Regions from separate parts of the Mus musculus genome. Here region 1 is linked to region 2. A link is a loop called in an ENCODE intact Hi-C map of the cell type or tissue named here. Cell type or tissue: left cerebral cortex. All regions are shown on one strand. Each heading gives the region's core, and the rest is flanking DNA. Links, peaks and the distances in the headings are about the cores only.

Region 1 (8,521 bases), core at 100-8,099, 120 kb after region 2:
AGGTCCATCCATTTGCCTAGGAATTTCATAAATTCATTCTTTTTAATAGCTGAGTAGTACTCCATTGTGTAAATGTACCACATTTTCTATTTACTCCTAGCCATTCTGACTGGTATAAGGTTTGAAAGTATAATATGGAAAAAATTATACTAAGAGGTTTTAAATGAAGTAATACTGAGGTATAAATACAAGAAAAATTAACTTTGAGGCATAATGGATAATTAGTGTCAATGAAGAACTTGATATAATTATACATATTTATTTCATGAAAATGTAATCTGATTTTGAATAAATTTAAAATGTGCTTAATATAACAACAAACCAAGTAATATGCATTCAGATACTATGGCATGTAATACCCAGATGTGAAATTATCAGCTATTTCTCAATTGTTCTAAAATATGAAAAATTAATACTGTTATGGGAAAATGAAAAGATCCATGATTTATAGTAGTATGATAGGGAGTAGCCAAGTTAAGTGAAATCAGTAAAAGTGGTTAAAACATCACACAATAGAGGTTTACATTCTGTGGAATATATATTTTTAAAAAATGATATCTTTTAGAGCTTCCAATTAGGTGATGGATAGATCCCTCATTGATTAAGGGCAGAGGTGGCTCTCCTCTAGATCACAAGCTTGACTCTTAACCCCTTCATCAGGTACCTCACAACCACCCATATCTCCAGCTTCAGGGTATCAAATGCTTTCTTCTGATGGCCACACACACACACACACACACACACACAGAGAGAGAGAGAGAGAGAGAGAGAGAGAGAGAGAGAGAGAGAGAGAGAGATGATGCATAATGCACACACATACAGGTAGATTAAAAACTGAAACAAGTCTTTTTTAAAAGCACAGAAAGACTTTAAGGGCCAGAAAATAAGGAAATCTGAGAGTGGGGACATTAATATTCTCCAAGGATGATCCACTAATTGATTATTCATTATCAAGTGGCCATCCATGAAATGTAGCACTAAATGTAATATTAAACAGATTTAACACGTTGCTTTTATATATTTAGATACTTATGTGTGTGTGTGTGTGTGTGTAGTGTAGTGTAGTGTAGTGTAGTGTATGTGTGTGTGTGTGTGTGTGTGTAGTGTATGTGTGTGTGTAGTGTGTGTGTGTGTGTGTGTGTAGTGTGTGTAGTGTGTGTGTGTGTAGTGTATGTGTGTGTGTGTAGTGTATGTGTGTGTGTGTAGTGTATGTGTGTGTGTGTAGTGTGTGTGTGTGTGTGTGTGTGTAGTATGTGTAGTGTGTGTGTGTGGCAAATAATTAGAGGCTTGGGAGGATCTCAAGTTTGAGGCCAGGCTAGGCTACATAGTGAGACCTAGTCTCAAAAAATCAAAACAAACAAATGAAGCAAGAACTCTTTAAGGGAGACGGGGAGAGAGAGAGAGAGAGAGAGAGAGAGAGAGAGAGAGAGAGAGAGAGAGAGAGAGAGAGAAGACACCCAACCTCACAGGTAATGAAGGAACATAAGTTCGAAGCAAAACATAAGCTTCCTGGCACTTTCAGATGATCCTAAGTTAATACTTTTACATCGTTGGGATTGTAACCTTTTTTTTGGGCAGGGGGGGGGGTGCAAATTATTACCGTTTGTCAAAACTGAACATTCTGACTTAGACTTTCTCTTCCTAGTTATGTTTCTTGGAGCAATGCAAGGAAACTACATTTCCTCAAGTAGCTTCATTCCTAAAGAGAGAAAGCAAAGAAAACCCTGAAAATAGTACAAATACATATCAGAGAGTAAAAGTATGATATATGATATATGAAATATTTGTGTTACAGGACAATATGTGCGATTATAATGAGTGATCATGGATAAATTGAAATGTGTGTGGGGAAAACAAGTCAAAGTGTGTATTGTACCAAGAGCTACAGAGATAAATTATCAGAGCAGAAAACATACAAAAAATACTTTTTGTCACAGCTATTTAATCAGTATTAATTTTATTGCTATTCTCCCAAACTCCCATTTACTGTACATATATCCATTTGTGTATATCAAGCATTATAGAGTCAAAACTCTTAAGCCACAAACATGTAGGAAGGATAAGTTTTAAAGTTCTTGACTAGACCCAGGTGGATTGTGAGAGTTTCTCCATTCATTGCTTTGTGGGTACCAGTGAACTTCAGGCATGAGACACAGCTCCTCCAAACAGAGCAGTTGCTCATAGCGACATATCTTTTGCATCTGTGATAGCAGATGCTTTTAAAAGCAGCAGAGAGAGGGAGCAGTGGTGGGCGAAATCAGAAGCAAATGCTTATTCAAATTCTGCTGCGTGAAGCAGATCGACCAAAATCCTTTCAGATATGCTTATGAATAACTATCTGTCTGAAATGGAAATATCTGCGACTGTTGAACTGTTATCTGTAGGAGCAGCCCACCACAAGAGTTTTGATGTTGAAGGGACAGATAAACCCAGAAGATGACATGGGTTGAGTAGACCTTGCAAGGAAGCTTCGAGTTCTCATTCTTTTATTGGGTTGAGCATAAGCAATCAATGAAATTGGCATCCTGCACTGTTGGCAACATCTGGGGCAGGAATGAAATGAAATGAAATGAGGAGGACCAATATCTCTTAGCCAAATTCCTGAAAATACATGGACATGCCTCCCCTGCTACACATAAATGAATTGTATAGTTTCTTCACATCATGTTCTGCCATTTAAACCTGGGTCTCTATAGAGGAGAGTGACTAGTCTTATCATTTATGAAACAGCTTATCCATGCACACAGAAATATTGTAAAACAGCACCCTTTAGTTCTTTTGCTACTGCAAATCATTGAACACACAGACATGAATATACAGCCAGCTTTATCCATATGTACATACAGTTATAGAATCAGTCCATCATGTATTGCTGTCGTCTTTGTAAATCATAGTGTCATTCTTAATTCTATTTTTATTGCTGAAAACAAAATCTTTGAGTTTCCTTCAAAATATCTTCATCTCTTGAAAGGTTAATATAATTGCATTCCTTGCTATCCAAGTCCCTGATTAGGCTAATGAATCTTTTTAAATATAATGTTTGCTACATTTCTTTTTACTGAAGAACCTAACTTGGACTCTGAATACTTATTCAAGCAAACTGAGCCTGTTGGACTGTGATTTAAAGCTGTAGGTCATCTGGCTTCATGTTATCCTAGCAAGCCAGCCTTTTCTTTTTCCCCATCACACAGACTTCACTTTGAAAAGTTGCTGCTATTTGATTCCTAAATCATTTGTAAACCAAAAAAAAAAAAAAAAAAAAAAAGAAAATTTATACTGATTAAGCTTGAATTGTGTAATATCTACCATGTTTTTTAAACTTCCAGATAACTGATTATTATTTTTATATTTATTATTTGATGACTCCATCCATAGATGTATAAAATAAAAATATAATCTACCATAGTTTAAATGTAAAATTACATTTTATAAAAGCAAAATTGTCTGATGGTTGTGGTGTACAGTTTTTCTGAAATTTTCATCTTCTTTTCATCTCACTTTATGGAAAAAAATATTGGCTTATTGCTAGAGGGAAGAGCATGGTGATAATGCCTCACAGAGGAAGTAAATATGGCACATAATGACACTATGACAAGCCTGGCTTTAAGCAGGAGAATGTGATGGAGAAAAACATGGAACATCCTATGTATTCAAGTCACTGTTTATGTCATGGGTCAAGAGTGAAAGAGCTTTTAATTAAAGCACACACTCTCTGCAACTTCTCATAACATCTTCTTGCAAAAGTGGTACTTCTGTTCTTTAAATATTTACAAAATGGAATAAAATGATGAATTACATCACAAGAAAAGGGGTAATCAGCTGTGGATATAAGTGGAGAAAGGATGTTCTATTCGATTTTAAAACACACACTCCCCCTGACTGAATCTTAGCACTTTAATAAATGCTCTTTCTTCTAATGAGACAGCTAGTTGAATACTAAAAATTTCTTCTGGAGAGCCTACATGATAGCAGGAACAATTTTCTGTACTTTGTAGTGTGTGTTTTTTAGACAGCATGTAGCAACCAAATAGAAAAGAAGTGTCTGACCTCTTAGCACATGACTACTGGAGTGAACTGAAAAGAATTGGATATCTGTGAATGACTTCACTTACATAGAATAAGAACGAAATTGAGAACTAAGACCAACATTCATTCCAAAAGGACTATAATGTTCAAATAGCTTACTGATTCTTTCTACTTCCCAGTGTGTCCACAGTGACTCAGTATTTCTTATTATGACATACAGCCAACTGAGCACAGTGACAGCTTGCTGGATTTTACTCCAAGCTGGGAGTGTTGGATTCTTCTAGATTGGTATCTAAATGGTTGCTCACAGAACCCTAGTTCATACAAAGCTTCTGAAGTGGTTTGACTCAGTCTTCTTTAAATGTCTTCCCCATAAACCCAAGGACAGAACAGGATGCCTATATGTCTCTGAGAACCTAAGTGAGAGCGCCATGCATTGTGAATCTAAGACTGTAGAAACAAATTACAGAGGCTGTGATTAGTGTGGTCATTGGGTTCTTCCCCTGGAATCCTATGCAGTATTTGTACTCCATGTTTTAGGATAGTCAATGTATTTAACGACACATTTTTGCCATATTTTAAGTGTATCTATGATGCAGGAAAACCTCTATGGCTTAGTGAAACCCCTAGGACAATACTGCAAACATTTGATGGGGTCTTGAGGATATTGGGTGCTCACACTAGCTCTCCATTAGCGTCTCTGGCCTAATTCCTCCCATTGATTCTAGAAGTCTGTCATCTTGATGTTCTAGAGGACTCCAGACTTCACATGCCCAAATTTGCTCATCTTCCACCGCCTTGTCTTGCACTCTCATGGTGAGTGACACCTTCCATGCATTCCACTGCTCCAACCAGAAACTTGGGACTTAGCCCAGTTGTCTCATTCTCTATCAGCCCCCACATCCCATCAGCCACCTAGTCCTGTCACATATGCCTCCATCTGTTTTTCTCTCCCCTGACATTGCTCTAATTTAGCACTCTCTCCTCTCTTGCCTGAATTACATTTATAGGAATTGTTTAATCATCCTCTCTTCTTCTACTCATATCCACTAATTCAGTTATCTGTGACAGCCCTCTACTCTTTATATACTCCACCTCCCCAGCATATCCAAACTTATTCTGGTACCATTAGCATCATGTTCATTATCTCACAGATACACTTTGCCAGTACTCCCATATGCCAAGGGCACCCACAGTGGTCCTCATTTTCATGCTTTTGTAACTTGCACATATACTCTATCCTCGGAGGCCTTTTTCCCTTTCATTTTCTCTGTGGTCAATTAATATTAATCCTTGATTTATTTTAAGAAACAATTGGATGAAAACATTTTCCTCCTCTAGTAAAAGTTTCTGTAGTTTTCATGCTCCTTCTTATATAAGCTTTTGGTGGTGCATACTACTGGATTTGAATGTATGTTGAATAATTGATTAAGGTCTAATAAGAAAAATTCAGGCTGCTGTTGAAGTTCATTGGGTAAAAGCACTTTCACCAAAGTCGATGGTCTGAGTTCAACTCCCAGGTTTCCCATGATGGAAGGAGAGAACCAATAAGCAGTTCTCCTTTCACTTCTATTTCAGTACCATGGTACACAATGCTCTCTCCAATACCAAACACAAATAGATGTTAGATAGATACATAGATAGATAGATAGATAGATAGATAGATAGATATGCTGAAAAATGCTATTTTTCATTCAATGTATAAGATGAATAGATTTGTATACATTTCTTTGTGAGAAGAATTTTAGTATTCTAGTGTGAGAAGTTATCTTTTGGTATATAATCATACTATGAGAATATATCCCTAAATTTGCTTTAATTCCATATAAAATATAGAATGTAGCAGTGGCAGAGGGCTTGCCTACCATATTTGAGGTGCTGAATTCTATAGCAAACCTTAAAAATGTCTAGTATGTATTTTATTTTCAGAAAAAGTAATACCAACAATAGCATTTTACAAAAGCATTCCCTAAGCCATCTTTCAATCTTATTGAATTAGATGTGCTCCTTTCAGAGTATAGACACCAGACTGTGCTGCCAAGAGTGAAGCACTGACAATAAATTATTCCTTTTATCTCCATTCTGAATTTAATAGTGGAGTTTGAACTCAATTTTTGTGCCGCAACATTGTATCAAGTACATTACAGATACTTAACAAAAACTTTTCTCTGGATGGGTGAGTTTAATCAGAGAATATTTGTTAATAGTCTTTTTAGATATTGCTTTTACAATATTACCACGATTATAAAAGGAAGAGATTGAGACAATGCTACTTTTGTAGGGTTACAGTTACAGTGAACTGTGTAAAACATACATGCAAAGAAATTAATAATATGAAAACCAAGAAAAAGATGGGCAACAAGGATGTTAGCGAGAGTCGTCATGTGTACATACACATAAGACATATGTATATACACACAAGAATAAGGATGTGAAAATCACGTAAAGAGTACTTGTAACATTTGTAGACATGAATTATTCAAAAATTATTTAATTCGTACGTTCAACCTTTTCAAGCATTACCTCCATGCCTCGTCACATAGTCTGCTCAGTCCTTTGTTTTTGTGCTCTTGCTACTCACTCCTCCAGACGAGGAGTTTGATGTGCGTAGGCTTCACTAGTTGCCATTTATTCCTGCTTACCTAGACATTTCTTCCTTCCTTCCTTCCTTCCTTCCTTCCTTCCTTCCTTCCTTCCTTCCTTCCTCCCTTCCTCCCTTCCTCCCTTCCTCCCTTCCTCCCTAGTTCTTCGTTCGTTCGTTCGTTCATTCGTTCGTTCGTTCGTTCGTTCGTTCGTTCGTTCGTTCGTTTTTTTAGAGACAGGGTTTCTCTGTAAAGCCTTGGCTGTCCTGGAACTCACTCTGTAGACCAGGCTGGCCTTGATCTCTGAAATCCATCTGTCTCTTTCTGACAAGTGCTGGGTTTAAAGGTATGCACCACCACTGCCCGGCTAGACATTTCATTCCAGCAATGAGCTTTGTTCTTGTCTTTAAATATGTTCCTGCATTGCATATAATCATCAGCTCTTCTGGGAGCATTCTTTGATTCATAGAGAAATAACCACCTCCATTTAAAATCAAATCAAATCAAAACAAAACAAAACAAAATCACATATGTTGCTACTAAAACAAACAGGGCAAACATAAAGTTTTGAATTCTTTTCATAGAGAGGAGAAATAATACAGGAGGTGTGAAGGGAATAATATCTACCATGTGTATCTGGGGAGCCAGAAATAAATAACATTTATAATAAAATGTTAATTGTGGAACACTCATAACTGATATATACTATTAATCAAATAATTTAAAAATACAAAAGGAAACGTGTTAAGATTAAATAAAAGATTAGAATAGGCATCATTGAGAAAGCAGAATCAGAGACCAGAGCAAAGCAGAAAGAAAACCAGCTCTGTTAAGGGCTTCAAGAAGAGAGCATCCACAATATTGGCTTATGTCTTTTCTGGAGTGTAAATAGTACAGAGTAGATCAGTGGCAGGTTGGCTGAAGGAGCCTTGCCTTGGGGATCTTTCATTGTGGTCCCAGGTGCATACCACTGTGGCTTCTTTAGACAATTATGGTCCTGTGATCATTATAAACAGAAACCAAATTTCCAAAAGAGAGAGTTAGAGGTTTACAGTCACTCTGCAATTATATAAAAATGAAAGCAAAATAGCTTTTTAAACTTATAAAATATGACTTTTAGAATGTATGTTGATAAAACCTTTTACAAGGAGGAAAAAATGAAACAGGTAACTATTGCCACAGTGAAGGATTACTTTAATTTCCTTTTGGTGGCTTTGTTTCCCTTTTATGTGTTTGGTATGTATGCATGTGTGCATTCACTTCCACACACCTACCTATGCTCATACATGTATATGCAGATACACAAGTACTTGTGTATACGTGGTGCATATGAAGGCTGGATAATGACTTCTACAGGATTCCTCAATCAATTTCTGACTTATATATTGAAACACAATTTCTCAATCAGAACCAGAAGTATCTCTGATACCACTAGTCTAACTAGATAGATTCCCATTTAACCACTAGTCTCACTAGATAGATTCCCATTTAACCACTAGTCTAACTAGATAGATTCCCATTTAACCACTAGTCTAACTAGATAGATTCCCATTTAACCACTAGTCTAACTAGATAGATTTCCATTTAACCACTAGTCTCACTAGATAGATTCCCATTTCTGCCTTCTGGGCACTGGGCTGGCCCTCCATGCCTACCCAGCATTTACCTGGATTATTGAAATTTAAACTCTGGTCAAGTCCTCATGCCTATGTTTATATGGCAAGCACTTTAATGGCTGATACATTTCCCTAGCCCGGGTGAACACTACTTTTGTAAATACTAAATAAATACTAAATAAATAGATAGATGGATGAATGAATGAATATATAAATATAAATACATTTTTTCTTTTATAACTTATAGACAATATTAGTTTAGGGAAGGCATATCTAACTGTGACATCATTCCTAACA
Region 2 (8,521 bases), core at 194-8,193:
GGGGAGGTCTCATATCAGCTAGTGTATGCTGCCTGGTTGGTGGTCCAGTGTTTGAGAGATCTCGGGGGTCCAGGTTAACTGAGACTGCTGGTCCTCCTACAGGGCAGCCCTCTTCCTCAGCTTCTTCCAGCTTTTCCCTAATCCAATCACAGGAGTCAGCAGCTTCTGTCCATTGGTTGGGTGTAAATATCTGCATCTGACTCTTTCAGCTTCTTGTTGGGTCTTTTGGGTGACAGTCATGATAGGTCCCTTTTTGTGAGCACTCCATAGCCTAAGTAATAGTGTCAGGCCTTGGGACCTCCCTTGAGCTGGATCCCACTTTGGGCCTGTCGCTGGAACTTCTTTTCCTCAGGCTCCTCTCCATTTCCATCCCTGTTGTAGTTCTTTCAGACAGGAACAATTATGGGTCAGAGTTTTGACTGTGGAATGGCAACCCCCTCCCTCACTTGATGCCCTGACCTTCTGCTGGAGATGGGCTCCACAAGTTCCTTTTCCCCACTGTAAGGCATCTTCAAAGTTCCTTCGTTTGATGTCCAAAAGGCTTTCACCTCCCAGGTCTCTGGTACATTCTGGAGGGTTTCCCCAACCTCCCACCTCCCGAGGTTGCCTGTTTCCATTCTTTCTGCTGGCCCTCAGAGCTTCAGTCCTCTCCTTGTCCAATACCACATCATCCCCTCCCCCACACCCATCCACTTTCCCTCCCAGGTCCCTCCCTCCCTCACCACTTGTTATTGCTTTCTTCTCCCACTTAAGTGGCAATGAGGCGTCCTCACTTCAGCTTGTTGACCTTTAAGAGTTCCATGGACTGCATCTTTGGTAGTCTGTTCTTTCTTTCTTTCTTTCTTTCTTTCTTTCTTTCTTTCTTTCTTTCTTTCTTTTTTCTAATATCCACTCTTATTCCTTTTGGGTCTGAGTTACCTCACTCAAGATGACATTTTCTAGTTCCATCCATTTACCTGGAAAACTCAGGATGTCCTCATTCGTAATAGCTAAGTAGTATTCCATTGTGTAAATGAACCACATTTTCTGTATCCATTCTTCTGTTGTGAGACATCTGGGTTAGTTCCAACTCTGGCTAGCACAAGCAAGGCTGCTATGAACATAGTGGAACACGGGCACCTGTGCTATGGTGGGGCATCTTTTGGGTATGTTCCCAAGAGTGGTATTGTCTTAATACCACTATTTCCAATTTTCTGAGGAACCTCCAGATTGATTTCCAAAGTGGGTGAAATAGTTTGCAATCCTACCAGCAATGGAGGCATGTTCTTCTTTCTCCACATCCTCCCCAACAGGTGCTGTCAAATGAGATTTTGATCTTAGACATTCTGATTGGTGTAAGGTAGAATCTCAGGATCATTTTGATTTGTGTTTCTCTGATCACTAAGGACTTTGGACATTTCTTTAGGTGCTTCTCAGCTATTCAAGGTTCCTCCGTCTGAATTCTTATTTATTTATTGATTGATTGATTTTGTTTGTTTGTTTTTTTTTTTTTAGTGGTTAGCTTCTTAATCACATGAACATTTTTACATGCCTTTATTCTTTTGTGCTCACATCACAGCATAATCTTCGCTTTGTGTTAAAGCATGCCTTTCTTGATAAGAACATTTGTGGCAAGAACTCAGGCAAACACATTTTGTGGCAAACCAAGGAGACTGATGAGATAAAGTGCCAGAGTTCTGTCAGGCATCACTAGGCCCAGTTTTTATCTTCTGAAGTTCTTGATGAACTCTTCCTAATTGTCTGCATATAAATCATTCAGTTCTACTGGACACACTCAATACTATTTGGATGCTAAGTGTCAGAATATTGAATGCTAGGATCTATTTATGAGCAGAAGCATTTTTACTTCCTTGGTTCTCTGTGTCTTCATTTCCTAGCATCATCACATCTCTCTATGAGGGAGGGAGGCAGAATGATCAGAGCATTCATAGCAATGACTGAACCATTGGTCTTAAGACCCAGACCAGGCTTCCATCTCTGCCTTTCTTTGCCTTCTTTAATATTTTTCTGTTGTGTGTTGTAGTAACTGTATAATGTTTATGAGTGATACACTCCAAGGATAAGAAGATGGTAGTGTATCTTCACTAGCCATTTGGTCTATTTGAGGTCACATGTGATATAGCAATCACATGGATTAATCATGGGGCCATAAACAGAATGCCCATGGGGGCATAGAGAACATTTAATAAAAATAACTGCATTGGCAATACAATTGAGAAAAATGTTCTGTTTATACTCTGAACAATAAGTCAAAATTTTCCAAATGAATAGAAAAGGAACATTTCAGATAGAAAAATCAGTATGGAAAAAGCTAGACTTTGTGGCTGTTGTGGAGTCTCTGGGGAATACTGTAAAGATGAGAGCTAGATAATCAGAAAGAAGAGTGAGGAGAAAGAAACCCTTAGATGTTGTAAGGGTCAGATTTTGTACATCAGAGGCTTCATCCTATGGACAGTATAAGCTTATGGAATTATATTAGAAGCACATAAACTTATTTGGGGAACAATTTATTATCATTTCATTTTGTATACAGTGTGTAGAGCATGACTGCTCTGTTGTGGAAATATATATGTATTAGCTGCAACAGACCATTGTTAATTTTTTTTCAGGGAAAATAATGGATGGCAGTACGTTTTAGGTGATGGAGTTCTTTGTTTAATTTCAGTAGCTTTTGGTGTTTATGCCATGACACACTATGTGGGAATGCTTTACTATGTTGTGATGAGGTATTATAGCAACACGATGGTGTGGCTTAATAAGTAGTATAGGATCTTGGAAGATACCACAGTGGTAAATGTGACTTGTGATCCAAGCTCAGTTCATAGAACCTGTGCATTTTCCCTATGGCAACAAAGAAAGGTGGTTTTCAATTGACATGCTGACAAAATGTCTTTTTGTTTTGTTTTGTTTTGTTTTGATTTCAGTCTAAATTCAACATGAAAGAGTATATCTGGTGGAAGTTAGGAGAAATAAACTGGGTTTTGTTGCTGTTAGTTTTTTGCATTGAGAATCTATAATTATGGCAATTCCCATTACTGGGAAGTTTATAATGGGCATATTCACACATATTTTATATACATACACACACATGTGTGTGCATGCATTGTGTCTGTGTATGCATGTACATAGGCAAAATTTTCAAAAGATTTTAATCATGAAACATTAGAAGTAATTATGAAAAAAAGTAAGTTGTTTTGCACAATACACTACATTAAAAGCTTGTTTAAAAGAGCAAGAAGTAAGAAGGGGAAGAAGGCTTGTTCTTTTTTAACATCTCAGTGAGTCTCCAGATCTGAGAATTTTACGTAAGCCCACATTCATGAATTCATCTGTGAACACCCACACGTGCTGTGTGCTGAACATGATGCTGTTTGCTGAGGCTAAAAGCAGGATCCTAGTCTGGTGGTGAAGATGAACATGCAATATGTACCAGGATAGGTTTATAAAAAGGATGGATTGTGGAGAGGGGAAGCCAGCAAAGGAAGAGGAAACAGCTATCTGTACAAGTTAACTTTTTTTGAATTCTATATGAAAATAAAACTGTGAAATTTATCTTTCTAAACTTGGCTTATTTCATGCAGCCTGTTCAAGGACAGTTAGAAATGCCTTTGCTAATATCAGTATATTGTGGTGAGGGTAGCATTCCCCTGTACTGGGGCTTATGATCTTTGCAAGACCAAGAGCCTCTCCTCCCATTGATGTAACTCCTTCCATGGGTATTTTGTTCCCCATTCTAAGAAGGAACAAAGTATCCACACTTTAGTCTTCCTTCTTCTTGAGTTTCATGTGTTTTGCAAATTATATCTTGGATATTCTAAGTTTCTGGGTTAATATCCACTTATCAGTGAGTACAAATCATGTGTGTTCTTTTGTGATTGGGTTACCTCATTCAGGATGATATCCTCCAGATCCATCCACTTGCCTAAGAATTTCATAAATTCATTGTTTTTAATTGCTGAGTACTCCATTGTGTAAGTGTACCACATTTTCTATATCCATTCCTCTGTTGAGGGACATCTGGGTTCTTTCCAGCTTCTGGCTATTATAAATAAGGCTGCTATGAACATAGTGAAGCATGTGTCCTTATTATAAATTGAACATCTTCTGGGTATATGCCCAGAAGACATATAGCTGGATCTTCCAGTAGTACTATGTCCAATTTTCTGAGGAACTGCCAGACTGATTTCCAGAGTGGTTGTACCAGCTTGCAATCCCACCAGCAATGGAGGAGTGAGTGTTCCACTTTCTCCATATCCTCGCCAGCATCTGCTGTCACCTGAACTTTTGATCTTAGTTATTCTGACTGGTGTGAGATGGAATCTCAGGGTTGTTTTGATTTGCATTTCCCTGATGATTAAGGATGTTGAACATTTTTTCAGGTGTTTCTCAGCCATTCGGTATTCCTTAGTTGAGAATTCTTTGTTTAGTTCTGTAACCCATTTCTTTTTTTAATTTAAGCATAAGATATGACAAGAGAACCAAACTATTCAGAGTCATATCAAAAACATAGCGAGCACATGTAGCATATGAAGCCTAGGACTGCATGGGTGTGGCTGAACACAAACCTGTAAATACAATGGGTTTGGGACTTTTGTTATTAGATTACTGTTTCTAGCACAATCTCTGCACATTAGGGTCCTGTTGAAATGTCTCAAGATTAGATGTGCCCTTAGATTATCTTAGACAGAAGCCAGTCAGACTTGAACATTCATACGTTATGACAATCAGTCTGTTTCTCAGACAGTACAGTGATTTTGTAGTACAATAAGTCTGTCACATGGTAGTTTCTGAAGAGTGATTTTTACTCATATAATTTTACACAAATAGATACCTAAAGTTGGAAGTCCTACTGTGGTAAATATATAAAATTTCTAGACACCTTTAACTGATATGTAAATACATAATGTTTTTACATAATTTATTTCTATATTGCTGAATAATTTTTTGCAGTTTTCCTCTCTATTTGTTTCACATTCACATTCTCATAGAATGATCAATACAGAGGGTATTTAAATGCCTTTTTTCTACTCTTGAGTTATTGGCAGTAACAAACATACTGGAAGAGTTATCACAGAGAAGACACAGCTATGATATGGGTATGTAAAGCCTCAGGAATCTTGTAGAGGAGATAATAGAGCCAAAATTAAAATAAAGATATGTGATATCAAGAGAAAAGTTAAATGTAGATAATGGAAGGCATAAAAAGGTGATAATCGCCTCTGAGCTCAACTTAAATTGGATGGATGGAATTTACAGTCTTAGGTGACAGAGGTAAAGGGGCCAAGTAAACTGTACAAAAAAAGCAGAGGATCTGAGAGATGCTTCATTAGGAGTCTGCTTCAGAACTATCTGGTAGAAGTTCTCTTCGGCATGCATACAATTACATGCTTCCACCCTACCTCCCATAAGTGAATGTAATGGACATTTAAAACTAAAAGTAACTGATGAGAAAATATCCTTTGGGATGAAACAAGTTACTATATGGTACAGACCTACATTTTATGCCATCATCATAGTAATTGCAGTATAGATGGAAAGTATCTAATACACTGCATTTGTATGTATAGTAATTCCCGAATAGATGGAAAGTATTGAATAAGCCAGAGTTGTCTGTTACCTTTCAGTTTCATTTCCTGTCACTGTATAAATGCAGTGGTTAAATCCAAGCACATTTTGGTCAGCGAAACTGGAGTTGGACTGACTAAGGCTGCCTCCTATGTCATTTGGGGTAAATCATGTAAGCAGTCTAAGACATAATTCCCTTAATGGAAATGATAGCATGTAGAACACACAAAAAAAGCTGTGTCAGGCCTAAGTCTGACGAAAGTAGATAACCTGCTCCCTCTTTGCTGATTCAGCAGCCAGTCAACAAAGAGCTGCTATTAAATTGGATACAGGTAATAGCAGTTCTTCAGTTTCTTTCTTATGCTCTACACTCTTTGCAATGAGATGAAAATGTTTCTGATTTAAAATAAATACTTTAGCTTGTTGATTGACAATGACTTTGTATATTTAGGTGGTACAGTAAGTTTAACTTAATTGTATATTGTAGGAAACAAAAACAACTTAGTTGAGTTCACATTATTTCATCAACTAACTCAATTTCTGTACTGGGAACACATTCTATGCCCTTAGAAATTTTAAGGCAGGCAACACATAATTGCTAACTATGGCTATTGTACACAGTAGCAGGTCACTAAAATTTATTTCTCAAGGTTAAACTTTGTGGTCTGTCTTTCTTTCTTCCTTTCTTCCTTTCTTCCTTCCTTCCTTCCTTCCTTCCTTCTTTCTTTCTTTCTTTCTTTCTTTCTTTCTTTCTTTCTTTCTTTCTTTCTTTCTTTCTTTCTTTCTTTCATTTCTACATTTTTTTCTTTCCCATTTCACTCCACCCCCTGGCTATTAATTCTCTATTCTCTGTTCCGATGAGATCAACATTTTTATATTCCACATACAGAAGAGATTGTCTATGTTTTGCTTCTAGTAAGTGACTTGTATTTCTAGTATTTGTTGTACAAATTACAAATTACTAAAAACGGTGAACTTTCCGTATTTGTAAGGCTGTTGTACTGGCTAGTTTTGTGTGTCAACATGACACAGGCTGGACTTATCACAAAGAAAGGAGCTTCAGTTGGGAAAATGCCTCCATGAGATCCAGCTGTAAGGCATTTTCTCAATTAGTGATCAAGGGGGAGGTCCCCTTGTGGGTGGGGCCATCTCTGGGCTGGTTGTCTTGGTTCTGTGGGAGAGCAGGCTGAGCAAGCCAGAGGAAGCAAGCCAGTAAAGAACATCCCTCCATGGCCTCTGCATCAGCTCCTGCTTCCTGACCTGTTTGAGTTCCAGTCTTGACTTCCTTTGGTGATGAACAGCAATGTGGAAGAGTAAGCTGAATAAACCCTTTCCTCCCCAAGTGCTTTTTTGGTCATGATGTTTGTGCAGGAATAGAAACCCTGACTAAGACAGCTGTGTAGCATTTAATTATGCACATATATTTTCTGAGATAGGGGCTGCTTGAATATCTTGGCTACCGTTTCTAATGCTGAAATAAGTGAGAGTGGAAACATCTCTTCTATAAACTCATTTCAAGGGTCATAAGGAGAAAAGAAATTCTTTCCAAATTTTGTCCTTTGTTTTTTGTTCTTTTGACACACTACATTTGCATAAACATTAAATTAGTAAAACGTTTTGCTTTTCATTTTGTTTTTCACGACAGAGCCTTGCTTAAATAGCTCAAGCTGGCTTACAATTCCTGATCCTCTGCTGACACTCCACAGACGGAGATTGCAGGCCTGCTCCATGACACCTGGCTGAAAGGTGTTTCTGAGTGTATATCATTTACATGCTCCATCCAAAGTCTGAAATTATTTGTCTCATGCTCCACACAGTGTATGACCCGTGTGCATGCATGTTTCTGTGTTTGCTCAGCCATTAATTTCTCCTTCTTCCTACTGATCTAGGAGGTCACATGCGAGTACCAAAACTCACATCCCTAGTTTCCTGATGGAGCATCTTGGAACTGTAATAAAAGTTTTATTTATGGTGGACTGTATCTGGAGAATTGTCAAGCCATTACTTTAATCACTGTTGTGTAGGTAGGACAATGGGAGGAGTGTAATTAAATACAAGAACGATGATGTCAATGGTGCTCATCCTGAAACACTTACATACTTAAGTACACGATTATTACCAAGCTATCTACCTGCTCATTCATGTGTTCATACTTAATGCTAGTAAAGTGAGTCATTTCCTCATTATTCTTGGCTCACTTGCTGCTAAAGCAAAATTTTCTATTTCAGCTGGAAATATTGCCTCTCAACAAACACATTCATTGATAAAGTCAGTATATCCAAAATAGATTATTGCTTCATTATATCCCAGTATGGCTATTAGTTTTGTCTCAGGAACATGAATTTAAAAAAGAAAGACCCCAGGTACTCTATCTCAGGAAGCAAGAGTACCTAAATGATAATTTTTTATTTACTTGAAAGTTAATAACAGTAGGAAGATTTTGTGCTGATAGCATTTCAGTTTCTCATGCAGTATATGTCATTGAGATCTTTGAAACTTGAGAAACCCAGTTACTGGTAATAGCTACTAACATTTACTAAGCAAGTGCCACATGCTGACATTCTAGCACTTTACATATATTATCTTTATTCTGGTGAACAAAAGTGTAAGGAGAGGATCTATAGATTTCAAAGAAATTTGATTTTGTGTAAATGTATGCAGAAATAGTTTAGAAAATGTAAGCAGATGCTTTTGCTTTTGAATATCCCATATTCCAGCAGAGAAGGGTTGAAGGTGAGAGTGGCTTCTAAATATGAGTACATTGCCATGACCTGCAGAAACAGCAAAGAGAGTCAGGGGGCATCACAATACAGCTCTGTGTCAGAGAATACTGTTCCCAACATAATGGGATAGAATGAACATTCATTCTACAGAGAGTAGAATTTGATGGTATTAAATGATAAAAAGACATATATAAGCTAGAACTAACTTCTGAATAGATTGCTGCTAGTATGTT

The links. Peaks named below come from ENCODE experiments on the same cell type or tissue, not always from the same donor. Only the 100,000 strongest peaks of a DNase experiment are listed, where the experiment ranks them.
Region 1: it touches region 2 in a loop (2.4-fold over the local background); 3 of 42 quality-filtered maps call a loop at or near these places.

Annotation. Positions count from the first base shown.
Region 1 is chr7:91,410,074-91,418,594 of GRCm38, forward strand. The region is part of intron 1 of Dlg2 (discs large MAGUK scaffold protein 2); the gene reads left to right. Among named protein-coding and RNA genes, the nearest start is that of Gm24552, 170 kb to the left of the region's middle. In left cerebral cortex, for the core only: a CTCF peak has its summit at 2,240; DNase peaks (open chromatin) are centred at 2,238, 4,277 and 4,903; H3K27ac peaks cover 2,936 bases.
Region 2 is chr7:91,292,979-91,301,499 of GRCm38, forward strand. All of the region lies in intron 1 of Dlg2 (discs large MAGUK scaffold protein 2), which reads left to right. Among named protein-coding and RNA genes, the nearest start is that of Gm24552, 54 kb to the left of the region's middle. In left cerebral cortex, for the core only: no CTCF peak of the experiment used is centred there; DNase peaks (open chromatin) are centred at 3,364, 4,033 and 4,155; H3K27ac peaks cover 2,269 bases.